Linked DNA regions of Homo sapiens: region 2 is linked to region 1. Evidence: chromatin contacts called from ENCODE Hi-C data. All regions are on one chromosome and are shown on one strand. Each heading gives the region's core, a stretch centred on a gene start or an enhancer-like site at or near the end of the contact. The rest is flanking DNA. Distances are from core to core; before and after follow the strand shown.

What was found. A loop is a pair of places that touch in the nucleus more often than their neighbours do. Pooled maps may share reads with other maps.
Region 2: a loop to region 1 is called in a map of CD8-positive, alpha-beta T cell, with 17 times the contacts of the local background. The contact joins two enhancer-like sites. A Hi-C loop is called at or near these places in 1 of 168 maps with a recorded cell type or tissue (CD8-positive, alpha-beta T cell), 2 of 37 single-sample maps with no recorded cell type and 1 of 50 pooled maps.

What each region holds. Positions count from the first base shown.
Region 1 is chr1:24,417,191-24,422,220 of GRCh38, forward strand. It overlaps NIPAL3 (NIPA like domain containing 3), which reads left to right. Exons shown (of 12, transcript NM_020448.5): 2 at 2,101-2,450. The coding sequence starts at 2,358. Among named protein-coding and RNA genes, the nearest start is that of NIPAL3, 3.9 kb to the left of the region's middle. RefSeq lists an enhancer at 1,394-2,593. Within about 2 kb of position 1,946, at least 10 of the 41 ENCODE cell types and tissues checked have a DNase peak (open chromatin) inside an H3K27ac peak, as active enhancers do.
Region 2 is chr1:24,913,565-24,918,594 of GRCh38, forward strand. The region is part of intron 3 of RUNX3 (RUNX family transcription factor 3); the gene reads right to left. Among named protein-coding and RNA genes, the nearest start is that of MIR6731, 3.3 kb to the right of the region's middle. RefSeq lists an enhancer at 916-1,431. Within about 2 kb of position 2,012, at least 4 of the 41 ENCODE cell types and tissues checked have a DNase peak (open chromatin) inside an H3K27ac peak, as active enhancers do.

The DNA of each region.
Region 1 (5,030 bases), core at 696-3,195:
GGCTCTGGGCTAGATCTCATTTAGTCAGTTGGTTGGTATGTATAGAAGTCACTGTCAGGCTCTGGGCTAGATCTCAGCTGGGAGCAACTGAACAGGGTATTCCGCAAACACCTCACTGGAGTTTGCGCTCCTCAACTCCATGACTGCTTCATGGTTGAATGCTTCCCGGGGCCTCTCAGAGGTAGAAAGAACCCTGAGCCACTCTTAAGGCTCTTATGATTATTACAAATGCTAAAACATTTTTACAGAAATGTAACACAATAATGCTTTTCACATGTACGTGAAAGTATAGTGAACAATTATGCTTTCCACAAGATTGCAAACACATATTCATAGGGTTTTACAGGCAGGGAAGTCTAGCTATGGGATGTGAATTACCTGATAAAGTTACCCGGTGAATGCTTACATCTCATGTCTGTATATTGGATATATAACCTCGTCTGCAGGTAGTAGCAATAATTTCATCCTGAGGCCCTCTGACAAAGTGAAACCAAGCCAAATGGTTTCTGTAGCTGTCCCTATGCTAAACCTGCATTTGTTGTATCCCAGGACTGGACATGGTGTTCCCCTTATCACATATGTATGTGCTGTCCACACCATGAACCAGAATTCCTGGGCCTAGGGCCGGATAGCAGAAGGAACTGGAAGCTACAGGATACACAGGAGGCAGCTCTCTGAAGCCTCAGGGAGTGGCAGAAATTGTTTAGCTCACAGTGAGCCCTCAGTAAATATTTGTTGGATGAATGCATGAGAGAGAAAGGAATGGACAAAATAAATAATTAAACAGGAGAGAATAAAATTAATCTTAACAGCAGCTCACATTCATGGACCATTTGCTATGCCTGCATTTTACATGTATGATTTCATCAAATTCTCATGACTGCCATGTGGAGTGGGAACATTATTATCTATATTTCACAGCTGGAGAAACTGGCTGAAAAGTTAAATGACCTGGCAAAGGTAAAACAGGTAGCACATGGCACATCAAAAGCAATTTAAAACATTTTTCTATTAAAATAAACATAGACTATGCAGTAGAATACATTTCTAAAAAATGTATAAAAAGTCCTCAAAGAAAACCCTAACACTTTTAAGCAGGGTTTTGGCCATGCCTCCTAGGACACTAGAAGTATACTTTCTCTTCTCTGTTTGGTAGCAAATTTTGAGAAGTGGCACACACCTGTAATCCTAGCACTTTGGGAGGCTGAGGCAAGTGGACTGCTTGAGCCTAAGAGTTCAAGACCAGCCTGATAACATGGCGAAACCCTGTCTCTACAAAAAAATTAGCCAGGCCTTGTGGCACGCGTCTGAGGTCCCAGCTACTTGGGAGGCTGAGGGAGGATTGCTTGAGCCCAGCTTGAGGCCATGTTTGTGCCACTGCACTCCAGCTTGGATGACAGAGTGAGATTCTGTCTCCAAAAAAAGGAAAAGTTCGGGAAGCACTGAAAATATAAGTCCGATGAAATTAGTAGGGATTCTCATCATTGCTGGGTTTATTTGAGGCCACATTATTACCCCCACTTTACAGAGGAGGCAACTGAATCTCTGAGAGGCAGAGTTACCTGGTCACACAGGTTTTCCACCTCCGAGACCAGTGTCACCTCACCTGTGTCAGGCCAATCCTCGGTAGCAGGCCAGTTCTTCTGTTTTCCATGGATGTAGCTTTTCTTCTGATTCTTTTCTTCCTAAGCTGAAACTTAAATAGTTCCCTTTTCGTGGTAGTGGAATTGTTTTTTTTTTTTTTTTGAGACCTGGAGAAGTTAGTATTCTACTTCTTGTGCTCAAGAGCTATGGAAAAAGGGAGGATTTAAGTTAGGGTGCGATGGGAGGAAGGAAGCAGAGTGGAGGAGGAAAGGGAACATTAAGGGCCAGGGAGAAAGCTTTTGAGATAGATGAGTCAGGTTTGTATTAAGGGGAGGACAAAGGCATGATAGGACTTGTTTTTAACTGCTAGAATTGAATTTTGAAGAATTTTTTTAATGGACTCACTTGTCATGGCCGGTTACGTTTTATCTGAATGGTATTCTCTTCTCAGATAACAAAGCTGGGCTCAGTGTTTCCTTGTCCATGCATTTTTAATGTTCCTCTCCACCACCCTAGAGCACCGCAAGAACTGGAAAACACACCCCTCTCTGTCTGCCTGGGAGAGCCACGGAAATTGGCACTTCTCTGAGTGAAGCTGAGGAGAAGGCTGTAAATCTGCCAAAACAGCCTTGAAGTATTCTTTTGTCATGAGGAAGTGACGGCTGCTGGAGGGAGGTGAACACCACAAGGAGAGATGGCATCTGGCCTGGGCCCCGCCTAGCAGCAGCTCCACCTCCTAGGCCAGGCCCTGTGGGATGCGCCACTAGACCACCATGGACGGATCCCACAGCGCAGCCCTGAAGCTGCAGCAGCTGCCTCCCACAAGTAGCTCCAGCGCCGTAAGCGAGGCCTCCTTCTCCTACAAGGCAAGGGCTTTTTTGGGGTTTGGGAATTTGTATTTTCCTAGCAAGGAAGTTACACAGTGCTCTGCATTGGCTAACAGATATGTATGGGGTCTGCATGCCTGTCACTGGTAGAAACAGGCAGGCTCTTCACACAGACAAGGGAATGTGTAAGCAAAAGACAAGAGATGGGCCGGGAGTGGTGGCTCACACCTGTAATCCCAGCACTTTGGGAGGTGGGCGGGTCACGAGGTCAAGAGATTGAGACCATTCTGGCCAGCATGGTGAAACCCCGTCTCTACTAAAAACACAAAGATTGGCTGGGCGTGGTGGTGCCCACCTGTAGTCCCAGCTACTCGGGAAGCTGAGGCAGGAGAATCACTTGAACCAAGGAGGTGGAGGTTGCAGTGAGCTGAGATGGTGCCGCTGTTATCCAGCCTGGTGACAGAGTGAGACTCTGTCTCAAAAGGAAAAAAAAAAAAAAAAGAGATGCTCATTAAAATACATAAAAATAGGGAGGCAGAGAAACACCATAAAAGGTATAGAATAAAAGGAATGCATTCCCACTTAGAAGATTTGATTTTTAAAAAATCACCTACTCTGGGCCAGTTGTGGTGGCTCATGGCTGTAATTCCAGCACGTTGGGAGGCCAAGGCGGGAGGATCTCTTGAGGCCAGAAGTTTGAAACCAGCCTGGGCAACATAGTGATACCCCGCCTGTACAAAACAATTGAAAATTAGCCAGGTGTGGTGGCATGTGCCTGTAGTCCTAACTACTCAGGAGGCTGAGACGGGAGGATTGCTTGAGCCTAAGAGTAGTTTGAGGGTGCTGTGAGCTATGATTGCACCACTGCACTCTAGCCTGGGTGACAGAGCAAGACCCTGATGCCAAAAAAAAAGTATATATATATATAGGTATGTATGTATATCACCTACTCCATTACTTGGAGATAATTTTCATTCGGATTTCAGTATATCTCCTTGTTTTTTTCTAGTATTATAAATTTGGGGTCACATTGCACATAAAGTTTTGTATCTTGGTTGTTTAACTTGACCTTACTTGTGGAATATTTCCCCATGTCATCAAGTAGTGACTGAAAGCATACTTTTCGAATGATTGCCCAATAATCCGTTGAGCTGCTGTGTCAAAATTTGCTCAACAGATCCTCATTGCTGGATATTCAGGCTGTCTCTAATCTGGAGTGGCTGTAAACCATGAACATCCTGGAGTGTAAATCTCTGTGCTGATCTCTGATCCTTTCCTTAGATATAGTCATATAGGTACAACGAATAGGTCAAAGGGAATGCACCTTTTTTAACAAGGGGATTTTAATGACAAATTTAAGTGTTCCTAAATACCTATCAGTGCAGCATCTGATTACTGGGATTTATTGAAAATTATTTTTTTAAAGATCAGAGAGGCCAGGTGTGGTGGTTCATGCCTGTAACTTCAACACTTTGGGAAGCCAAGACGGGTGGATGGCTTGACCTCTGGAGTTCAAGACCAGCCCGGGCAAACATGATGAAACCCTGTCTCTACCAAAAATACAAAAAATTAGCCAGGTGTGGTAGGGCACCTACCACACAAAAAATACAAAAAATTAGCCAGGTGTGGTAGGACCACCTGTGGTCCCAGCTACTTGGGAAGATCATTTGAGCCAGGGAGGAAGAGATTGCAGTGAGCCAAGATTGCACCACTGCACTCCAGCCTGGGTGAGAGAGTGAGACCCCACCTCAAAAAAAAAGAAAGAAAAAAAGATCAGTGACTGCTAATACCGTAGAGCTAAAGGAGACTTTAGAGATCATCTCATCAAACCTCTCATTTGATGGACTGGAACAGTGAGGCTGGGAGGTGAGAAGCGACATTCTTAAGATCCTATAGCAAGTTGAGAGGAAGAGCTAGAACTATTGTTAATTTTAGATAATAATGATGATCATAATAACAGTGACTAATATTTATTGAGCATTTATTCTATCCCAGGTACTGTGCTGAGTTCGTCACATGCCTTTCCTTGAGTAATCTTCACACTAGCACTACACAGTAGGTCCAGGTTTCCTCCTCTGTGGAATAGTAACTGCCTCCTGGTGGTGGTGAGGATGAAATGAATTTATTCATGTGAAGCCCTTAGGCAATGACCCACACATAATGGCCAGTGTTTGTCAAGTGCTAGCTGTTACCATCTTTATCCCCACTTTAGAGACAAGGAGACTGAGACAGAGAAGTTCAGTAATGGCCCTGACTGGCACAACTAGTAAGTTGTGCAACCAGAATTTAAACCCGGGTCAGACCAGCTGCAGAACCCATGCTCCTAACTGCGGCGCTGCTCTGACTCTCCGGTGTCCTGACTCCTGCTGCTGCCACCGCATCCCAGCATGCCCAAGGAGGGGACTCTGCAGGTCATTAAAGGCTTTTGTCATTTTAATTCCTTCTGACCAGCCAGATGGAATATGTATGGAAATTATGAACATTTGTCTGGAATTAGACTCATTCTAGAGCGAAGATTGACTCTGACATTCTCAGTGGACTCTGCCTCACCAAGCAAACCAGTTTCAGAGCCAAGATGGCATGATTGTTTCAGCATTGGCATCTCGCTCCTTGGTCTTC
Region 2 (5,030 bases), core at 762-3,261, 500 kb after region 1:
ACAGCTCCTCTCTGATGCGTCTGTGCAGTGGGGGTGACCCACCTCACAGGCATATGATAAAGGCCAAAGTGGGAGCAGGAATGCTGGGCCCCAGCCAGTCTGGGGACTCACCAGGGTCACGCAGTGTGGGAGCTAGAGGACCAGGGCTGGATTCTGGGTTGGCAGCTCCTTTACCACTGTCCCCAGGGAATCCTTCCCCACCACCAGCCTGGCCAGCCTGGGGTCCTACCCCCGCCAGGTACCTGATGCTTCTGGGGGAACCAAGAGACCATCAGGGTTACCCCCTTGCCTCCATGCAGGCCCAACACAAGCCCCTGTCATAGGAGTGGCAACCATTTTAGCAGGCATCCATGATGTGCCGGGCACTGTGCAAGGGGGGCCATGCATGTCGTCTCCAAGGGTCATATCCCTCTGACAGGCTGTGACTATCACCCCCGTTTTACAGATGGAAAAGTGGAGGCACACGGTCAAGGTCACACGGTGTGTGGCACCCCTGAGATTCAAACCTGGAAAGGTCACACATGGAGCTCAGCTGCTAAGGTCATCGCTTCCCAAGACCTCCATGAGAGAAGAGCTGGGTCACCTGGCCGTAAGGTCCAGCTGGCAAGAGGCCAGCTCAGTGTTCAGCCTCTTGGGAAAAGCAGAGTCGGGCAGGGCCACAGGAACAGCATCGTCTGCTGGGGACAGTGTGGGCTCCAATGACCAGGCCCGTCACCCATCTGAAGCCACTCGGCAGCCTTCTTGGCCGCCTGGTGCGGCTGTGACCCAGACACAGCAGCCACTGTCTACCCAGCAGCAGGGTGGGGCGCCGGGCCCGAGGCCGGCTCTGCGGCCTGTCAGGAGATTTACACCCGACTCTTAACAGCCTCGCGGAATCGCAGGCGGGTGCCGGGCCTGGGGTGGTCTGCTGTGAATCGGCCCCCTGTGAGCAGATGAAAGCCGGGTCGGTGGCTGGGCAGGGAAACGGGCTGGCCGGGGGCCAGCGGGCAGGGAGGCGAGCGGTTCCCTCCCAGGGCTGCAAGTGGGGCTTCCAGAGGCCTGGGGTTGATTAGGAGAACCCAGGAGGTCTGTGGTTAACCCCTTCCCTCCTGCTGGGCAGACTCCGCTAGCCCTGCCCCTAGCGCAGGAGACACTCCTGGGGGTTGTGGGGATCTTGGGAGCCAGGGACCTGGAGCAGCTGCCTCTCCTCAGCCCAGGAAGAAACTACAGAAACTCTAAGGCCTTCAAAGGCCCAACTGCGGGCTCAGGGTCACTTCTCCTGCCCACGCCAAACCCTCGGCAGCCACACTCTGCTGGCTGCTCACTTCAGGCCCCTGCTCAAAGGTCACCTCTTCAGGAGGCCTCCCCGCCCCATCCCTTGTTCCATCCCTTGCACGCTCCACTCCTTCTCCCAGCTTTGTTTTTCTTCATAGGACTTCCTACTACCCGAAATGACATTAATGAATCATTTGCTTATTCATCAACGATTTATGGAGCAGCTGTGAAGGGCTCCTGCCCACATTCTCAGGGTCTAGCTATACCAGGGCCTGGCAAACCAGAGCAAAGAACTCTGCCCTTGTAGAGCATAAACAACAGGGGGCCGGGTGCGGTGGCTCACGCCTGTAGTCCCAGCACTTTGGGAGGCTGAGGTGGGCGGATCACTTGAGGTCGGGAGTTCAAGACTAGCCTGGCCAACATGGTGAAACCCTGTCTCTATTAAAAATACAAAAATTAGCTGGGTGTGGTGGCGTGTGCCTGTAATCCCAGCTCCTAGGGAGGCTGAGGCAAGAGAATCTCCTGAACCTGGGAGGCGGAGGTTGCTGTGAGCCGAGATCTTGCCACTGCACTCCAGCCTGGGCAACAGAGCAAGACTCCATCTCAAAAAACAAAACAAAACAAAATGGGAGAAATGAATAACAAATGAAACAAACTATCGGACTAGATAGCACCTTAGAAGGTGGTAGTGGTAAGTGCTCGGGGTAACCTTAAAGCCAGGAAGGAAAAGGGGGAGAGGTGAGGAAGGCTGTGTGTGTGCCACTTGAAACAGGCGGGCTGCTGAGAAGTGCAGAGGCTTTAGGGTGTGAAGGAGTGTGCCATGCATCTGGGGGTGTCCGGGGAGGAGTGTTCCAGATAGAAAAAAGAGCAGTGCAAAGGCCCCCGAGGCAGGAGTGTCCCTGGCAAGTTCAAAGACCAGCCAGGATACCAGGGTGGCCAGAGCAGGATGTGGGAGGGAGGGCAGGGGGTAACGGGCACAGGCTAGGGGGGCGTGAGGGCCTTTCCCCCACCGTGGTCCATGCCAGACTTGCCAGGTGTCACCGCCCCTCCTGCTGGGATCCTGGACCTGGCTCAGCAACCTGCTTCTTAACCAGCCCCCAGTGACTCTGAGGGACACCAGCACTGAGAACCTCAGAAACCGAGGCCACACAGGCAGGAAGCCACCAAGCCAGCCTTCAAACCCAGCTGGCCACCTGGCTGCAGGCCGGGCACGCTCTGCAGGGCACCAGAGGGGAACGACCCGGCCACAGAACCCACAGCCGGCCTCAGGGATCTACAGATTCCCAGTCCTTGGCTCCCAGGACCAGCCCCTACTCCCACTTCACCCCACAGCGGGCTCAGATTTCAGAGGGTCGGAGGTGGCAAAACAGGAAAAAAGCCGGGAAAGGAAGTCCAGGAGCACAAAAGGCCTGTAACAACCTGTGAAGGTTGTGGGGGCACTTCCTGGGGCCAGGCCCCGGTAAACTCAGTCAACCTTCACAGCGACTCCCCTAGGCAGACACCAATACCATCCATTTGACAGCTGAGCACACTGAGGTGAAAAGGCCCTTCCAAGTGGCCCTCACTTCCCGCAGCCCCCGGGTCGGAGCCCCCAGGGTGTGCTGACAGTCACCTTGGGCAAAAGGTTTTGCGCCCTGGCCTCTATCCTCTCCTGGGGTTGCCCAAGAGATCAGTTACTGGGGACTTTGCACAGGGCCTGACGCAAGGGAGGGGGTTGCTCAGTGACCAGGAGCCGCTGAGCTGGTCCCTTCACTCTTACAGATGGGGACGCTGAGGACCCGAAAGGCCAAGGATTTGTCCAGGGCCAAAGACAAAGGAGTGGGGCTGCAACCCAGGGTATGGGGGGGGACCTGATCTCAGGGCCAGGATATGCCAGGGACAGGAACAGGCAGGTCCTAAGGATGGGGGACCTAGTAGACTGCCCCCCGACTCCATCTCTGCTCTGTTCTGTAAATAAAACCACTGATCCAGCCGCTGCCGGGGCCCAGAGAGGGAGGTCACCTGTCTCAGGTGGTGCAGCAAGCCTGGCTTCTGACGCCGTGGGTCTCCAGGCCCAGCCTCTGTCCCTCCCTCTTGTTGCCTCGTCCTGAGCCACGCATTTACCTTCCAGCTCACCCCAGAAGGGGCCATCTCAGGTCTGGGAGACCCAGGCAGGGAAGAGCAGGCAGGGGATTCTGCTGGAATCTCCCACAGGCAGGGCTGAGTCTCCATGCTCATCCAGGGGTCCCAGCAGGGCAGAGTGGGCGGCTCTGGGGTGGGCTGGGCTGAGCATGGAGGGCTCTCAGAGGGGCCAACCTTGCCCGGTCCCTTGGATCTTCCCACCAAGCGTCAAGACCCCGTCCCGTGCCTCCCTCTTTCTGGAGTGGCTCCCCTCTTTCTGGAGTGGCTTCTGAGTGCCGCATCCCCACCCAGAGCCCAACTGAGGCTCCTGTCCATGCTGACCCTGCCCCTGGAGACATAGGGCAGGGCTGCCACCTCCTTCAATGGAGACTTGATACCTGCACCTCTATTACCAAGGCAGCCACCCAGCTGCTGCCCATGAGAGAGCTCACCGTTGACTAATGGTGGTGGTGGGAGTGCAGGAAGGGGGCTGGGTACTGAGGACGACAAAACGCTGCGGACCCAGTGACTCATGGGACCCCTCTGTGCTACGGCCACGTGCTGTCCACATGTCGCCCCTGATCTCCAGGTCCGCAGGGTGGGTGGCATCATCACACTTCATGGAGGAGGGAGCTGAGGCCCAGAGAGGTCAGTGACTTGCCCTAGGTCACACTGCAGATAACAGCCCTGGCTAAAGTGACGGATCCCTTGCTAACCCCCACCGCTAAGTGCTTTCTATAGATTAAGCCACTGTTTCCTCGCAATAGCATCATGAGGTAGCTGCTTGTGCGAATATCATTTTTCAGTTCAGGAAACTGAGGCACGGAGATGACTAGCCCAAGGACCCACAGCCAGGAAGGCTGGCTTGGAAACTGCTCTCTACACCATGGTGGTCTATGGCTCATGAGGGCTTCCCAGCCATCACCACCTTGAGACTCCTGGAGTCACTGATCCAGTTCTCAGATGACAAAACTGAGGCCACAAAGAAGACATGACTTGCCTAGGGTCATGAAGCCCAAGGCCAAGGGCATGGGCTGGTCTATGTCTGATCTCAGCAGGAGGGAACCAGCAGGAGTGTGGCCAGGGCAAGTGCTGGCTGGGAGCTGACGGTGCAGGCCTGAGGATGCGTGCCGGGGCTCAGGGCTGGCAGAGGTGACCCTGAGAGCCCTGGAGGGAAACTCTTCCAGGGCTGCTGGACTCAGCTCCAAGCCTTTCCCAAGTGGCCAGATGCTGGGATGGGCCCAGGAATTGGATGATGGGGTGTCAGGCCCAGCTGACTCCCAAGAAGGGAGGGGCCAGCCCAGGGCTAGGCCTCCTGCCCCAGGCCTCCTGCCCCAGGCCTGCTCAGCCTAGAATCTTGCCTCTGGGAAGACTGAAGCCTGGGGCGCCTTCCTGCTCCTTGCACAGCATTAGGTCCTATTCAGGTACCCAACTCCCTCAGGCCTGGATTCTCTCCTCACTGGAACTTGGGTGACCCCTCTGGCTCTGCTGTCATCAAGATCCCATTCAATAGTGACTGCTAAAAGGTCTTCTAAACTACAAAGGGTCACATTTCTGAGAAAGAGAGGGGTGGGCCAACCTTCAGTGCACCAAGCTGAAAATGCCTTGGGGAGGTGGGATGGAGCTCAGGAAGCTGGCTGGCTCTATTTCATTCATTCATTCATTCATTCAGTCAG